Regions from separate parts of the Mus musculus genome. Here region 1 is linked to region 2. A link is a loop called in an ENCODE intact Hi-C map of the cell type or tissue named here. Cell type or tissue: heart. All regions are shown on one strand.

Evidence for each region. A loop is a pair of places that touch in the nucleus more often than their neighbours do. Peaks named below come from ENCODE experiments on the same cell type or tissue, not always from the same donor. Only the 100,000 strongest peaks of a DNase experiment are listed, where the experiment ranks them.
Region 1: a loop joins it to region 2, with 2.5 times the contacts of the local background. A loop is called at or near these places in 1 of 42 quality-filtered maps.

What each region holds. Positions count from the first base shown.
Region 1 is chr7:25,216,698-25,224,697 of GRCm38, forward strand. Dedd2 (death effector domain-containing DNA binding protein 2) reads right to left here and starts at 3,162. Exons shown (of 5, transcript NM_207677.3): 1 at 3,067-3,162; 2 at 2,104-2,470; 3 at 848-970. The coding sequence starts at 2,431. It overlaps Zfp526 (zinc finger protein 526), which reads left to right and starts at 4,728. Exons shown (of 3, transcript NM_175436.5): 1 at 4,728-4,807; 2 at 7,418-7,510; 3 at 7,604-8,000. The coding sequence starts at 7,621. It overlaps Mir7048 (microRNA 7048), which reads right to left and starts at 1,028; the gene lies at 971-1,028. In heart, a CTCF peak has its summit at 2,283; DNase peaks (open chromatin) are centred at 2,474, 3,264, 3,974, 4,674 and 1 weaker place; H3K4me3 peaks cover 5,032 bases; H3K27ac peaks cover 3,785 bases.
Region 2 is chr7:24,900,380-24,908,379 of GRCm38, forward strand. Cd79a (CD79A antigen (immunoglobulin-associated alpha)) reads left to right here. Exons shown (of 5, transcript NM_007655.4): 4 at 854-922; 5 at 1,052-1,479. The coding sequence ends at 1,165. Arhgef1 (Rho guanine nucleotide exchange factor (GEF) 1) reads left to right here and starts at 2,607. Exons shown (of 30, transcript NM_001130151.1): 1 at 2,607-2,749; 2 at 7,337-7,378; 3 at 7,475-7,555; 4 at 7,932-8,000. The coding sequence starts at 7,355. In heart, CTCF peaks have their summits at 3,927 and 4,789; DNase peaks (open chromatin) are centred at 1,692, 2,712, 3,942, 4,773 and 1 weaker place; H3K4me3 peaks cover 3,938 bases; H3K27ac peaks cover 4,917 bases.

The DNA of each region.
Region 1 (8,000 bases), 320 kb after region 2:
ATTAAAAATCAGGGGGTGGGGGGTAGGGGGTGGAGAGATGGCTCAGCGGTTAAGAGCACTGACTGCTCTTCCAGAGGTCCTGAGTTTACTTATATATATAAAATAAATCTTTTAAAAAATTGCACTCGAGCCGGGCGTGGTGAAGCACGCCTTTAATCCCAGCACTTGGGAGGCACAGGCAGGCGGATTTCTGAGTTCCAGGCCAGCCTGGTCTACAAAGTGAGTTCCAGGACAGCCAGAGCTATACAGAGAAACCCTGTCTTGAAAAACCAAAAAAAAAAAAAAAAAAAAAAAAAAAAAATTGTGCTCGCTCTCTCTCTCTCCTTCCTTCCTTCTGCTCTTTCTTAAAAAAATAAAAAAATAAAAATAAAAAAAAATTCAGGGATGTGGCCGGGCAGTGACAGCACACGCCTTTAATCCCAGCACTCAGAAGGCAGAGGCAGGTGGATTTCTGAGTTCAAGGCCAGCCTGGTCTACAGAGTGAGTTCCAGGTCAGCCAGGGCTATACAGAGAAACCCTGTTTTGAAAAACAAACAAACAAACAAACAAACAAAAAAATAGGGATGTGCATGTGTGTATACACTGACTAGAATACAATAATTTAACAAGTTAAAGGCATCCATCATAAAATAAGCCTTAGCAATATATCCAGCCATGACTGCTGGGTCACAGGCAGCCTGATGCTATCTGAATGAGTCCCTGTGACACAACCCTGTTGCTTCAGGACACATGCTTTTCCTTCCTCCGATAGCAATAATAAACACAGGCACACCGCAAAATACAAAACCCTTCGGGCCATTTCCTTGATGGACCAGGATGTAGGACATTAGTCACAGGACAGACTCACCTGTGTCCCACTGACTCTGAGGAGAGTCCGAAGAACTGCTCGCCTGTCGCCGACGCCGGCAACTGTCCTCTGTCCTCTTGGAAGAAGAGCTGGGATTGCCATAGCTGTATCGCTCAGGGGACACTGGGGAAAGAGAATGGAAGAAGCTATCTCGGCTTCCTCACCTCTCAGCCCCGCATCCTAGGAAGAGTGCCCAGCCACGGGATGCCTGACCCAGCCGCTCAGAGGTCACACCCAAATACCCACGCTTCCTCAAGCACCTCCCGCCCAGAGGTTGTTCAAAGGCCTCCCAGGACAGAGTACTCATGGGGCGGTTCAACCCGTGTCAACAGCTCCAGCTGCCAGGGTTCCTCTTTCAGTAGCCCAGGTCCCTGTAATAGCACTTGCCCCCATCTCCAGCTCACTCTGGAGCCCCATGATATATAAGCAGGGCTCTCTGCTTCTTGAGGGTGACACTCAAGACAGTATTTTTTCTAAAAGCAGACAGCCTATTCCTAGAGGTGCCCCTCTGCTTACACAAATCCCACAGGCTTATTGTGGGACAGAAAAACTCATAATTCCCCCCTTCCCAACCTCTGCACTGTATCTCTCAAGAAAGAGCCCAACAGCACACCTACAGGCTCCTGGCACCTGACTCCTCCCCTCCTAGCTCCTCCCTTTGTACCCCAGAATCAAGGGCCTCAACCCTGGAGACAGGCCAGGCAGGTTTGAATCCTTGCTACATATACTTTGCGTGTGACACATTTTCATGCCCCCCACCCCATTTCAAACGCCACCTTCTTAGGAAAGTATTCCTTTGTTGTTACCTCTCCTCATTCTGGGGGTACTCTATCCCTCTCTACGACCATATCCAAAGCTAAGTTCCTTATTTACTATTAATTGACTTCTCCACTAATACAAGTTTCGTGGAGTTGGCATCTTGGCTGTAACTTCTCTGTAGCCTCACATGCTGCAAGGTACCCAGCGTCTCTGAACCTGTTGTTTTCCCTGGGGGCGGGGGAGGGCTGTCAGGTGACAGTGCCTATGAAACCTTTCCTATGAAAGGTTTGTCTCTTCCTGGCATAAAAAGTTCCACAAACAGTGGCCACAATCATTACTGATATGGCCGAATCCCACAAGCTCACTTCTACCTAAGCCATACCCTCTCACTGTTGAGTTTCTCGCTGTGAAATAGGGGAGACTGTATATCCTTATCAGGGAAGTACAGGGGCCCAGAGGGAGCAAGGTGTTTCTGCAACTTCCTATTCAAACCCTACCTGGCCGGCGCCGCTTGCGCGCCAGATGTGGCAGGAGGTCGTGACGGGCTAGCACGCGCAGGAGTTGGCTCAGCAGCCGCAGGTTGCTCTCGTCGCACTGCCCGCGGCGTTCCAGCTCCAGAAGCAGCTCCAGGCCGCTGCGGGCGCGGGCCAGGCCGCCGGGGGCGCCGGGGGCCTCATCCAGCAGGAAGGCCAGGAGCTCCAGTTCGCACTCGGTCAGCTGCCCGCCCACTACCTCGAACATACGGTGAAGCGACAGCATGCCGTAGTAATCCAAACACTCATCCTCCTCCCAGCTCGGGGCCGGGGTCGACCCGGACAACGCCATTCCCAGGGGAGGGGTGCGGAACAAGCTCAGAACCAGGGCCTAGAACCCACACGGCGGGGAGGAGGTCGTGGTCAGCGACACAGTGGCTCAAAGCCCACAGAGGCCAGAGCGTGGGCCCCGCAAGGTGTCTCCGGGCAGAGTCGCCCCCCACACCCTCAACGGTCTCAACCTCTCTCCCTCCCACGGACAGGAATGGTATCGCCCGAGATCCCATAGTAACAGGTCGAACGCTAGACCCCACCGGTCCACATCACTGTCGGGAGGACCAAGCCCAGATGCCCTTTTCTGAGTAGTACGTTTCGAACTTGCCACCGACTGACCTAGACGACCAGCTCGAATGAGCTACATGGCCCATTGCAGGGCACCTTGTCCACTGCCCGGTGACTTCGGATGGCAAATGTCCGGTCATAGCCCTCGGGTTCTGTCCACTAGTACCTTCCTGCTAGCTCCAACATCCCACTCAAGTGATACCTTTCAAAAGTGACCCTCGGCCCCCTGCAAGTGGGACCGACCAAGACAACCCTGAGCGCCACACAGGTGGTACTGTCTGAATCCGACCCCCCCTCCCTGAAAGGGCGATCGATCCTGCCCTCACCCGAGCACCCAAGTGGTTCCAGCTACCCTTCACCAGTCACCTTTAGGCCTCTCTTATCCTCACCAGATTCCAGCGTCCGATGACTTCTGGGCGACGGCCGCAGCCACTTGTTTTGGATCTTTCTGGCACCTTCTCTATTATTACGCCTGCGTCACCTCGCTCCTCCTCTTTCGCCCAACTCGCGCAGGTGCGACCGCCACGCCCCTACAGCGCAAGCGCAGAATCAGACCTCAAGCTCCACCCCTTCCAGGACTCCAGATCCGCCCCTAACCCAAGCGTCCGGACTCTCCCTTGCTGCGCTTGCGCAAGAGCAAAACCTCGCTGTGTCTTGCTCTTGATGGTGGTTTCAGGCTCGGTGTGTGTCCCCTGAATCCTATGACACGACCTGGTGGAATTACTCATCCCACAGACTACCTCTTCCTCCTGATCACGTCCTAGACACCCACATGACCAGTGCCAACAGCTGTCAGCGCAAAGTAAACCAGTCACGAGGGTCCCGACTCCCTGGAGCGCTCAAGGCTCATAATCAGGACTTGTAATACAGTATGCCCCATTCTGGTGGCAACCAGAAACCTACAACTCAACTCTGCTGTCTCAGATCCTACATGGAAATTCTTGCTCATACAGCTCCCCAGCCCCAATTTATAAATTCTCCAGTCGCAAGCAGCAGAATGATACCTCTTCCCAAATCTCAATAGACCTTGCCACCCCCTGTGTGCAGCACATTCCGAAGACGTCCATCAGCACCTCCTATCATAGACACCACACCCACGGTTAGAACAGCCTTTGTACAATCGCTTCTGAGCCCTCTTGAGTCTTGGAGCCACCCAGATGCCCCTCCTAACCTGCACCTATGAGAGCAATCCTGTCACAGAAGTGGAGGCTAGGGTGTCTTCATGTCCCCTACACGAGGCCTTGAGCGTGACGGTCGCTCCTCCTCCCCCACTTAGGTGACTCAAGGTCAGGGCCAGCACGTGCCTAAGACAGGTCTCTTCTAGGACTGGTTTCCACCCCCGGAATTGTCTCCCTAAGGGGCGGGAGGCTCTGGCTCAATGCTGGCTGTTTGTTTCCCTTTTCTGGGCCTTAGCTTTTCCACCTGTGAAACGGATGGCAGTGGAGTCCACGGTATGGGCTCTCTGTGTGAATATCATTGAATCAGACAAAGAATGGGAGGAAGGGGAAAGCTATTTATAAACGGTAAAGCTTCTATGATGGGTGGGCTATAGTGAGTACTACGGTGTATCAGGCCCCGAGCCGAACATTTTTATGTGTATGACAAAATTCAATGCCTTCAACAACCTTTCAGGAGATGCGATTCCAGTCCACTTTGCACGTAAGCAAAAACTGAGGCGGCGCAGGAAAAGTACAAGTGTGTCTGGCTTTTTAGTTACGCTGTCAGAAACGCTCAGTCTCTTCTGCTACGAGATAACACCTGTCAAAGTCTCGCACCGCCACGTTCATTTGTGCGACCTCGCTCTATAAGGATGCACACTTTTCTCCGCTGAATTTTCAAACAGCAGGAAAGGAGCGGCCCCGGAGAACTGCGCAGGCGCCTCTCCTGGTCCCGGACACCGCCTCCAGGGCACTGGTGTCTGCGTGGAGAAACTCGCGGAGCCCCGCCTGACTCCCAACACGCAGGCGCGAGGGCGCGTGCCCTGCGCTACCAGCTCTGATTGGCTGCCTCTCCTGAGAGCACCGCCCAATGGGAGGCGTGGATAGTGAAGGGTCCTACACTACTGGAGTGGAGGGTCTGTGTCAAGAGCGGCAGGGGCTGCTTGGAGGTAAGAGAGATGGGTGAGGGCGCCGCAGGGCGGGCGGGGAAGAGAGCGCTGGGTGTAAGGAGAGAGTGGAGGAAGAGGGAAGGGTACGCTCAGGGTCGGAGAGCCTTGGGGCCTGCGCTTGGGGCTGGAGCAGCGCGGGATGATCGACAGCTCCTTCCTGTGTGCCCTAGAGGCGTCGTTGGATCCCCTGCTTGTGCTGGCCTCAGCTTGAGCTCGCTTGCACACCCCACCCCTGCAGGGGGCTCTCACGCTGCAGAGAAGAGGAATCTGGTAGGAGGGAAAAAAGCAGTGTAGCGGGAAAGTTGAACTTTCAGGCCCCTGGTGTAGGTGCTTAGATCTCCTTTCCGTATACAGAGGTATTAGCTGAATTCCACCTACCCCCTGACACGGTGTAGGACTGGGAGGGAAAAGAATGCAGGCGGAAAAGTGTCCATTTCGGGATACCTGTGCTACTTTCTAGAAGGACAGTGTTATTAGGATTGTGTGCAAGTTAAGTGAGTTTTGGAAGGATTGAGTTGGATGAAATTCAGAGAGCACATAGGATTGGGTCCTGTGCACCATGTTTTTCTGTGTATGAGCTCATCCATACTTTGTAAAGTTTGGGCATCCGCTCCTTACCTGCTACAAGCCATGTAGCATGCTCTGATCCAAGCCAGGGGAGTTCTGTCTTGGCAGTGAGGCTGTAACTAAGGCAGAATGCTAACCTCCCCCACCCCCAGCCCATTTGATTGTTTCTAAGAAAATCCTTTATGGACTGGTTCGGACTTAATGAGGAGCCAGGCAGGTGTAGTGGCACCCGCTTTCAATGTCAGCACTGGGGAGGGAGAAGCTGGTAGATTTCTGTGAGTTTGAGGCCAGTCTGCCCTACATAGTGAGTTCCAGATAGGCCAGGGTTACAAGATGAGATGCTTCAAAACAGAGCGCACTTAATGGGGTATTTGGAATTGGTAGATAAGGAAAGTTTGGTTCCTGAGCATTTAGCAAGTCATTTATCTGCAAATGGTTTATTGGTCATCAACTAATAACAGGGCCTTGTACTGGGCTATGTATCATGGAAATGCATAAAATGGGTAGACATGTAGTGTGCACAGAGATGGTTAAGGTCCCAGGACATCGTCTATAGGGAGCCTTAACTCGTCACTGAATGAGTCTGTGTATTTACTGTGTGCTGGGCACCTTTCTTGGCACTGGAAACACCTCGGTGGTGAAGAGGCTAAGATCCCTGCCCTCTGGGAGCAGTACATGAGCAGCCTGTATGCCAGGGCTACCAGCTAAAGTCTCCATGCTCCTGGCATGAGCACAAGTAAAGAGGTAAGGAAAGTGGCCGATGGCACTTGGGAGGCAGAAGAAACAAGGCTGAGAACCAGACGTCCCCGTGTACATACTGAGTGAGGTCAAGGCCAGCCTTTGTACATAGACTGTCTCTACAAAACAGAACCAGCAAGGCAGTGGCGGCGCACAACTCTAACCCCAGCACTTGGGAGGCAGAGGCTGGTGAATCTCTGTGAGTTCAAGGCCAGCCCAGTCTACAGATCTGAGTTCCAGGACAGTCCAGGGCCACACAGAGAAAATCTGTCTCAAACAACAGCAACAACAAAAACGGGCCATCTTGCTGGCCCAGGAGGTAAAGGCGTGTGCCTTGCAGCCCTGATGACCCCAGTTCAATTCTCAGAACCCATATACCATTGGGAGGAAAGAATGGGCTCCGAATGCCATGAAGTTGTCCTCTGTATGCTACATGTATGCCATGACGTGTGTTCATGCATGCAGGCACACAGTAACATAAACAATGACAAAAAATGGTGGCGGTAGGGCTATAAGGTGGCTCAGTGGGTAAAAGCAATTGGCACTGAGCCTGATGACCTGAGTTTGACGCCAGAGCCCCATGGTGGGAGAACCAGATCCTGCAAATTGTTATCTCACTCCACACACATGCTCCCCCCCAGCCCCCCACCCCCCGCAATTAAAAAAAAAGTATAACAGTAAATAAAATCTCCTTAAATTGTAGGTCTTGGAGCAGAAGGCTTAAGGTGGGTTCATGGAATGGACTGTAGGCTCCTGTTGTGTGAAAGGGGTTGGATTAGGTTGAGACCAGACTAAAAGCCTAGGACTTGGACTGTCAGGTTGGAGAGTTTTGTATCCCTGGGGCTAAGTGTGGAAGTACACATACAGAATCCCACTGCTGGGGAGGCTGAGGCAGGGTCGCTCTAAAGCTACCCTCTATTGCCCAGTGAGTTTGAGGCCAGCCTAGGTTGCAAACAAACCCAAGCATTGGTGTTTGTTAACCAAGTGCCTGGCCTGCCGTAGGCCTTGTGGTCAGTCTGACTTTAGTTCCATTTTACCGGTGAGAAAATTGATCTCAAGGGAGAGGAGGTAAAGTGGGAGAGCTCAGACTCAAGCTGAGGGAAGTCTAGTCCCCGCTGTTCCCTTAAATGCTTTGCTGTGGGGCTACAGGAGCGGAGGAAAGGTGTTACACAGAGGAACTTGCATGGGTAAAGGCTGAGGGGCCAGAAAGCTCAGAGACGGAGAGGGAATGGGAATGTTTGTGTGTGGGCTTCTGAGAGGGCAGAGTTAGAGGCCAGGCTGCAGGGTGTCCATACTGTCTTACAGATACCTGACTATAGTGGCTACGACAGACTCAGAGACGTGAGACCATGAAAGGCTGAGGCATAAACCTTTAGCTACAACTTGACTGACAGACTGGTGAGTAGTGGAATGAGCTAGGGAACACCTGAGACATCCTACACTCCCCTTGGGTTCCTGGTGTGCCACTGGCTTCTGCCCTTCTTTCTCCAGGCACTGCCTTCCCCATAATGGCAGAGATGGTGGCAGAGGCAGCTGAGATACCAACACAATCATCAGGAGCAGTGGAAATCTCAACGGCTGTGTCAGGAGAGCTGGCAGAGATGGCGACAGCAGTGACTGAGATGACCTCTGGAGAGGCCCTTGCCTCGTCCCTCTTCTTCCAGCACCACCAGTTCATGTGCTCGGAGTGTGGCAGCCTCTACAACACCCTGGAGGAAGTCCTCTCCCACCAGGAACAACACCTGCTCACCATGTCAGAGGAGGAGACTCTGACCACCCAGGATGCAGGCCTGGAGCCTGAGCTAGTGCCTAGCACTGGGGAAGGACCCTTCCAGTGTGGTGAATGCAGCCAGCTCATCCTCTCTCCCAGCGAGCTCCTTGCCCACCA
Region 2 (8,000 bases):
CCGCACACCAAATTCATATCCTCAGGTTTGCATGGCAATACACTTACCAGCTTGAGCTATCATCTGGACTTTCTTTGCTTTCAGTTTTTATTTTACTTTATTTTATTTTATTTTTTTAAAGCTAGATATTAGTCTAGGCTAGCCTCAAACTTGCTATATCACCATGGCTGGCCTGATTCCTCTTTACCTTCCAAGCACTGAAATTACAGGCAGGTGGCACCACCAGTTTTATTTTTGTTTGTTTTAATTTTTGTTTTGTGTTTTGTTTTGTTTTTGTGGGGAGGGTTAGACAGCATTTTGCTATGTAATTCAGGCTGGGCTAGAACTCACTCTATAGATCATATTGGTCTGGAATTCCCAATCCTCCTGCCTCAGTTTGCCAAGCACTGGAATTACAGATGTCCAGCACCACTCACTCCCTGCTCGCCGTTCTGCTTGTCATTGAGGAGCAGTAGAGAGCTAGCATGGTGGTGCACAGCTTTGACCCTAGCAGCACTCAGGAGGCAGAGGCAGGCGGATCTCTCGGGAGCCAAGGCCAGCCTGGTCCACGTACTGAGTTCCCAGGTAGTTCTTGCTAGATAGAGATCCTCAGAGCATCAGTGGAGTGGCAGGGAGGTGCAGCAGTCCACTTGAGACAGGGAGATTGCTTAAAGTTTGAGGCCCATAAAAAGAAAGAGAGGAGAGGGGCAGAGACTAGAATCTGCCAAGATCCTGATGGTGGGATCTGCCTTGATGGTGGGGAGCACAGTATCCCTCACTCTTTCTGATAAAGCACTTGCTAGTAGGAGACAGTCTAAAAACCCTTCACCTCCCTCCTTGCTAAACGTCGCTTCTACTTCATCCCCTTCTGTAGAAACGGTGGCAAAATGAGAAGTTTGGGGTGGACATGCCAGATGACTATGAAGATGAAAATCTCTATGAGGTAAGCACTGTTTGCAGCAGGCGTCGGGTGCATGGGGTGTGGTGTCTGCCTTGAGTCTCACCCTGGAGTTGACTGGACGCTGGGGCTCCAGCTGTCAGGGTACTGATGTCTCCTCTCTGACCCCTGCAGGGCCTGAACCTTGATGACTGTTCTATGTATGAGGACATCTCCAGGGGACTCCAGGGCACCTACCAGGATGTGGGCAACCTCCACATTGGAGATGCCCAGCTGGAAAAGCCATGACTGACATGTCCCACCCTTCCCTGCCTGCCATATGTCTGACTCCAGCATCCCTGCCTCCCCACTCTTCCCCTGGAGTCCCCCCTTCCCAGTGCTTGCTCCAGCCACTCGAGTGGCCTACCCTTGCCTCCAGGCTGCCCCACCCTATTCTCCCACCTAATCTTGTCCTTCCCCAAGTCCAGCTCCCTCTCTAGTGGGTAATGAGCCCTTAATCGCTGCCTCTAGGGGAGCTGATTACAGCAGCCTCGTTAGTGTCACCCCCCCTCCTCCCAGATCTGTCATGGCCACTTAAGTGATAATAAATCCTTCCCAAAGCAGCCCTTGGCAGGAGTCATGGATCTCATGTAGACTGCTCCTCAACACTGCCAGGGAACCAGGAGCAGAAAACCCAAGTCCCCTCCCCCCTCAGACCCAGGATTCTAGGTTCAAGTTCTCACCTGACCACTTCTGAGATCTGGGACCAGACAGTTCTTGCTGTCTGTCTTCCCCAACCCCCTCCCCCCAAAATAACAGGAAGTCTCTTGGGGAAGTCCCCACCCCAATTGAAATGCTGGTTTATCTCCCTTATAGGGCCTCACCCTCCTCATGTCCCAAAGCAAGGGGGAACCAGCCCGGGTGTTACCAAATTTTTACCTATATTTAAACTCTGAGAACACAAGATATTATTTTCTGGAGTGGGGCCTAATTCCCTCATGGGTTCACTTGCATAAGGCAGATTTGGAGAGTTTCTGTCAAGAACCGGGGGGAGGGGGATGACAGAGAGAGCTAGAGTGGTGTGACAGTCATTGGGATGGGAAGAGCAGACTCAGGTTGTTAAAAGACAGGAGGCCAAGAGGAGACTCAGTGGGATCCCCAGAGACAAGGATGCAGAGATAAATAGCCAAAGGAAGAAGCAGACACAAACTGGCTGGCCTGATAATAACAGTTGAGGAAAGGACAAAGCCTGAAATCTCAGAGCATGAGAGAGACAGCCAACAGCAAGAAATGGGCCCAGCGTGATCAAGGCACAGAGGAGCTGCAGCAGGGAGAAGCAACAGAGGCCAGAAAGCAAGGAGTGCCTGGATGGGCCCCTGACCTTGTGGGCAGGAAGGCCTTCGAGCTTCGAAAAAGAGATCAGGGTGGTGGCGCGCACCTTTAGCTTTAATCTCTCTACTCCAGAAGCAGAGACACCTGAGTTCGAATCCAGCCCGCCTTACACAACAAGTTCGAGGCCAGCCAGGGCTACATAGGGAGCCCTTGTCGCAAACTAAGAGAAAGAGAGAGTAAGGGCCAGGGCAGGAGCTGGGCAACAGCAGGGAGGGCGGCGGAGGCGGACAAAGGCGAAGGGGAGCCGGGCGGGGCCGGGTGGGGACGCGCCCGCGGGGAAAGGAGGAGCCGCGCGGGCGGCGAGAAGGGGAAGGAAGCCGAGGTGCCGGGCGGGCACGGGGCGCGGGCAGGAAGCGGGGAGGGGCGGCGGGCGGGGGCTCCGGAAAAACGCCCCGACTTCCTGCCCGCCAGAGCCAGGAAGCCGGAGTCGGGACACCGGGCCCGGGATCCCCGAGCCCGACCTCGGGCGCCTCGCCGGTCACCTCCCCGCGCGGACACCAGGTACACTGTCCCTGGCCCCGCCCGGCCTCCTCCTCCAGCCGCCGCAGGGAGGAGCAGGGAGGGGACCGGGCGCGGAGGGCCTCCCAGGGTGCGCCCAGTGAACCTGCAGCCGCCTTTCTCTGGCCTCGGTTTTCTCATCTGTCAAAGAGAGCAAAGAGAAAACCCGGCGCGTTGGCGCCCGCCTGTCATCCCAGGAGTTGGGAAGCAGAGACAGGAGGATTGCCATGAGTTCGAGGTTAGCTTGGGCGACCTAGCATGAACCTGCCTCAAAAGAAAAAAAAAAAAAAAAACAAAACAAAACAGAGAGAGAGAGAGAGAGAGAGAGAGAGCACTTGTCGAGAGCACAAGTAGGTAGAGATCCAGGCTCCCAGCGAAGAACGATAACACTCATTTATCAGCAGGGAAACTGAGGCCCAGGGAGTCGGACTGCCTTGTCGTAGGGACAGAGCATCTGGGACTTGAACTCAAAGCTGTTTCCTGTAAAGAGCTGTCCCTGCGATCATGGATGCTTGATTAGAGCTCCCTAAAATAAACAAATATCTCTGCAGTACATTTTAAAGCCGAGACTTACAGAGCGTTAAACACGTCTCAGAAAGCTTTTTTCCTTACCCTCTCTGTGGTATTAATTATACTCTGGGAGATGGCTGTAGGGGAGAGAACCGGAAACATATCCTCATTGAACAGATGGGAAGACTGAGGCCTAAAGGGAAGTCATTGCATTTTGCAGGTTAGTCTATCAGAAGAAAATATATGCTCGAGCGCATGAGTGTTTTATGCTTTTGTTTGTGTGTGTGTGTGTGTGTGTGTGTGTGTGTGTGTGTCTATCTATGTGAGGGGGTTCTGTTTTTGTTTTGTTTTTTCTTTCCAATTACAGCGGGAGGAGTTGACAGTGGTGACAGAGGGTATACAAGCATTTGGAATTTAATAGGTCCGAGTTGGGGAGGTAGAGCTCATGTGAGGTCCCGATAGGTGCTTAGGACCTGAGCGACTTGAAGTTTCTCCGAGATTGAGCCCTAACCAGGCAATGGAACCATGCACCACTCCTGCTAAGGGGGCGGGGCCCAGGAGAGTGACAGGGGCAGTCGAAATACGGAAACAAGGGTCCTCCAAGGCAGACCAGAGCGGCCCTATCGGGCCAGCGTGGCGCCGTGTATTGCGATACCCGCCGGCAGGAGGAGTGGAGTTGCCGAGGCCGGAGAGCGGTAGGAGGCGGGCTAGAGCGGCCGGAGGGAGGAGTGGAGCTGGACGCAAAGGCGGCCTCTGGCTCGGCTAGAGCGACTCTGCGGCACGGGTGGGGGAACCTGGAGCTCGAGCGCGGAGGCTTCGGTTCCTGAGGCTGCAGTGGCTTGCTTCTCTTCCCATCCGACAGGTGAGATAGGCAGCCCTTGGTTGCCGTGAAACCTGACCCCACACGTCTTCCCTGCCACCCACACCACCACCGCTGCAGAATTAGTGAGCGCCTGTTGTAGATCAGCCACGTCCCACGTAAGATTTAGGGCTCGTGAAGACCCGCCACGTTACATAGGTCAATAAGAGCTCACATACCTTCCAGGTTTCAGGAAGCCTTTCACGGAGACCTGGCTTTTAACATAAGCATAGGCTTCTCATAGATCAAGGCAGGGCCCTACAGAACCCACCACACACCACTATCGAGGTCCCATAAACCATTAGTTTTCCCTTTAGAATCACCATCTCTCTGGATTCTTGAGGCCCACTATATGTCAAATAGAATGTGGGGTTGTATACATTCCAGGGCCCTCGTAGTTTTTTTCAAGGCTCCCAGAAGTTCTTGGAGACCTAAATAATCCAGTCCAAAGGCTTGTTGAATGTGAGCCCTTAGGACCCAGGCGCCTTTATGTGTTTACTTCTTCAGGACCCCCCCACACACACACACACACATACACACACACACACACACACACACACACACACACACACACTGCATAGACCTAAACCTGCCCTGACTTCCCCTGTCCACCCCACCTCCAGAGCCTCAAGTGCAAAATGCTCCCTCTGCCGGACAGTAGTGGACTTTGTCAGTTGCTTCATTTTGCCAGCTTTACCTATGTCTACTTTTCAAATCCTCTTTGAGCCCAGGTTTCTGGAGCTGCTGGGTCCATCCTGGGTGTCTGCAGAAGTCACGGCAGCCACATGACCTTTCCAGGCACCATCAGACCTGATGTATCTCAGAATAGATGCACATTTTAGTATTCCAAGGTCAAAGTGTGTGTGTGTGTGTGTGTGTGTGTGTGTGTGTAGCAGTGTTGTGTGCTGAATGTTTAAACTGTGGAACCAGACTGCCTGAACCTGAATCCTGGCTCTGACTCTCATAAGCCATGCCTCAATTTCCCCCTCCTGTAAATCAGCAATAAGAATAATAGTGACACCCTCCTCTCCTAAAACAAACCAAAATAATGCTGGCCTCATTGGGTCAGTAAGAGGATTAAATTCATTAACATCTGTAGACAGACCCTGAACCCTGCATAGAAACTAAGCCTGTGTGTGCTGTCTTTGCTGTGTCTGACACATACTGAGAACACGTGAGTGTCAGCCATTGTTCCTTATTACTGTGATGGGGAGTGTGGAGGCAATGCATGTGAACTGTGAACAAGAGAGTCAGGGTCTTCTGGTGACAATTTGTTAAAATTTCGTACCTCCCTTGGCTTCTCTTTTCTTGGGGGGGGGAGTTAATAAAGATTTAAGCGTGAGAGTTACGGGGGCCACTCTGAATGATGTGTACAGGCCAGTATGGTGGCACACGCCTTTGATCCCAGCATTGGGAAGGAGGAGACAAGTGACTCTCTTGATTCAAGGCTGGCCTGCTCTGCAGAGTTCCAGGATAGTCAGGGCTACACAGATAAACCCTGTCTCCTGTCTAAGAAAGAGAGAGAGAGAGAGAGAGAGAGAGAGAGAGAGAGAGAGAGAATAGAAGGAAGGAAGGACAAACAAGCATTCTGTCATTGAGCTACATCCCCAAGCCCTCCTTGGCTCCTTTGGGGTCTGTCAGGTGAGTATATTTCCTGCTAACTGAGATGAGCATGGGAGTTCCTGGTCTGTGATCATGGCTTCTAACCTAGAAGGTCTGGCTGGCTGGAAAGGGTGGTTTTTGAAGGCATCTTGTTTCTCAGGGGATGAGTGCTTGTAGTTGGGGAGGTATTGCAGTTGATGGGACTAGACAGAGTGCTTCTCTCCAATAATACTAGAACTCAAGAGACCAAGACAGGGGGATGCCCGCAAGCTTGAGGCCAGTCTACAGAGTGAGATCCTGTCTAGAAAAAAGAAAAGCAAAAACTGAGCTGATATACCCAGAACAGTTCTTACGCACTAGATGGGCTTGTTTCTCATAAGCTGACTTTGTTGGCAAGTGTATTTATTAAACGCTCACCAGTGTTCACATCTTGACATTAGCTGAGCTTTTATGGTGGACAGATCCAGCTTCTGAGGAAGAGTACAAATGATGCCTGCTTGGTGGAACCCCCGGCCATGACTTCTGGACACTACAGAAAGCATCTTTGGCAGAAATCAGAATCATAGCAACGGTTCATTGAGTGCTAGGGAGGAGGCTCCTGGAAGAGGGAGAAGGGCGGGTCTCGGGCAGCCAGAGTTATAAATAGCTTTGGGGTGTGGGGACCCGCCCCCTACTGGTCCACCCCACACTCTTTCCACCATTCCTTCCCTCCTGACACTGATCCACACAGCATTAGTCAGACTAATTAGGGTCTGGAAGATGCTGATGAAAAGGGAGAGTAGAGGGAAGATGGGATGGGGAGAGAGGATAGAGATGCAGTGTGGAGCTGGACCGAACCAACACCAGCTGTGGAAGGACAGCTGTCCTGGGGTGGGGGAGGAGAGATAGGGAGGCAGAGGAGGGGCCAGCAGAGGTGATAGGAAGGATGAGGTAGGTCTGGGAGGAGAGGTGGAGTCCCGGATTCATATTGAAGGGGAGCAGCATGCCCCTGAGGGCAGGCTGCTGAGCCCCACCTCCTCCATCATCTTTCAGGGACCAAAGCTGGGAACTGTAGGGAACCATGGGGCCCAAGAGCTCAGTGTGTCTGACAGAGAGGGACTCGGTTTTGTTTTCTCGTGTAGAGGGCGTTGGAGGTTGGGGGTTCACCATTGACATTTCCTGTCACAGGAAATGGGGCTGGTGGGTTCAGAGGCAACATCCTGGCCCAGGCCCGCCACAGATCACAGTGTATCACCTTCCCCTACTCTTCCTACCTTCTCCTAAGGGCTGTGCTTTTAATTTTGCTTGTGCCAAAGTCCCTCCCCCTTGAGGGCTAGCCAGCCTTCTGGGTCCCTGGTCCTTCCTTCTTTAGTGACCCAAATTAGTGGTTTTACCCACAGCCACCCAGCCCACCCATGGACCCATGCTCCTGGCCTCCAGCACACGCCCACCCCGCTTGGTCTCTCCGCCTCAGCTGGGCTGAGAAGAGCTCTTTGTCGCCACACAGAGGCTCCATTGAGCTTAGGAGGCTGGGGGGTGGGGGTGTTTACTCACCTTCCGCACCTGGGCCAGGAATCTGTGAGTAACTGCCCAGCCTCGGGCACTTCCTCCCCACCCCTAACTGCTCCTCCTCTCCGCAGCCCGGCGGAGTCCTGGAGATGGGAGAAGTCGCCGGAGGGGCGGTGAGTGCGGGGAGAAGATCTGAGCCAAGGTGAGGGAGGTCTGGTGCTCTGTGAGGTAGGGAGCCCTGTGAATTGAAACCATGTGTCCCCTTGCAGGCCCCAGGGCCTCCCCGGTCTGGCCTGGTGTCCATCATCATCGGGGCGGAGGATGAGGATTTTGAGAACGAGCTGGAGGCGGTAAGCAGGGTGGGGTGGGAGAGTGTCCACCAAGGACCCAGTTCTCCGTCCTGGGATGTGTCCTCCCTGCTCACATTATCATCTCTCACCCCATGTGTAACTGTCTACAGTAGTCCCACCCATCTCACTCTAACCCCAGTTTATCACCACCCCTCCCCCATTTGACTCACATCCCTTCTCAGGACCGGCTCAGGAACATCAAGTCTTATCCCTTCTTCCCAACTTCTTGTCCTTACTGTCTGGGTTGTAGCATAGGCCCATCCACCCCCATTTCCCTGTCGTGAAACCATTGAGAGGTGCAAGAAACTGGGTAGGGCAAGCCTTGGATGTCCCTTCTTTCCCCTTGGCACTCAGCTCCCTTGTCCCCACCCTCCAGAACTCAGAAGATCAAAACAGCCAGTTCCAGAGCCTAGAGCAAGTGAAGCGCCGCCCTGCCCACCTCATG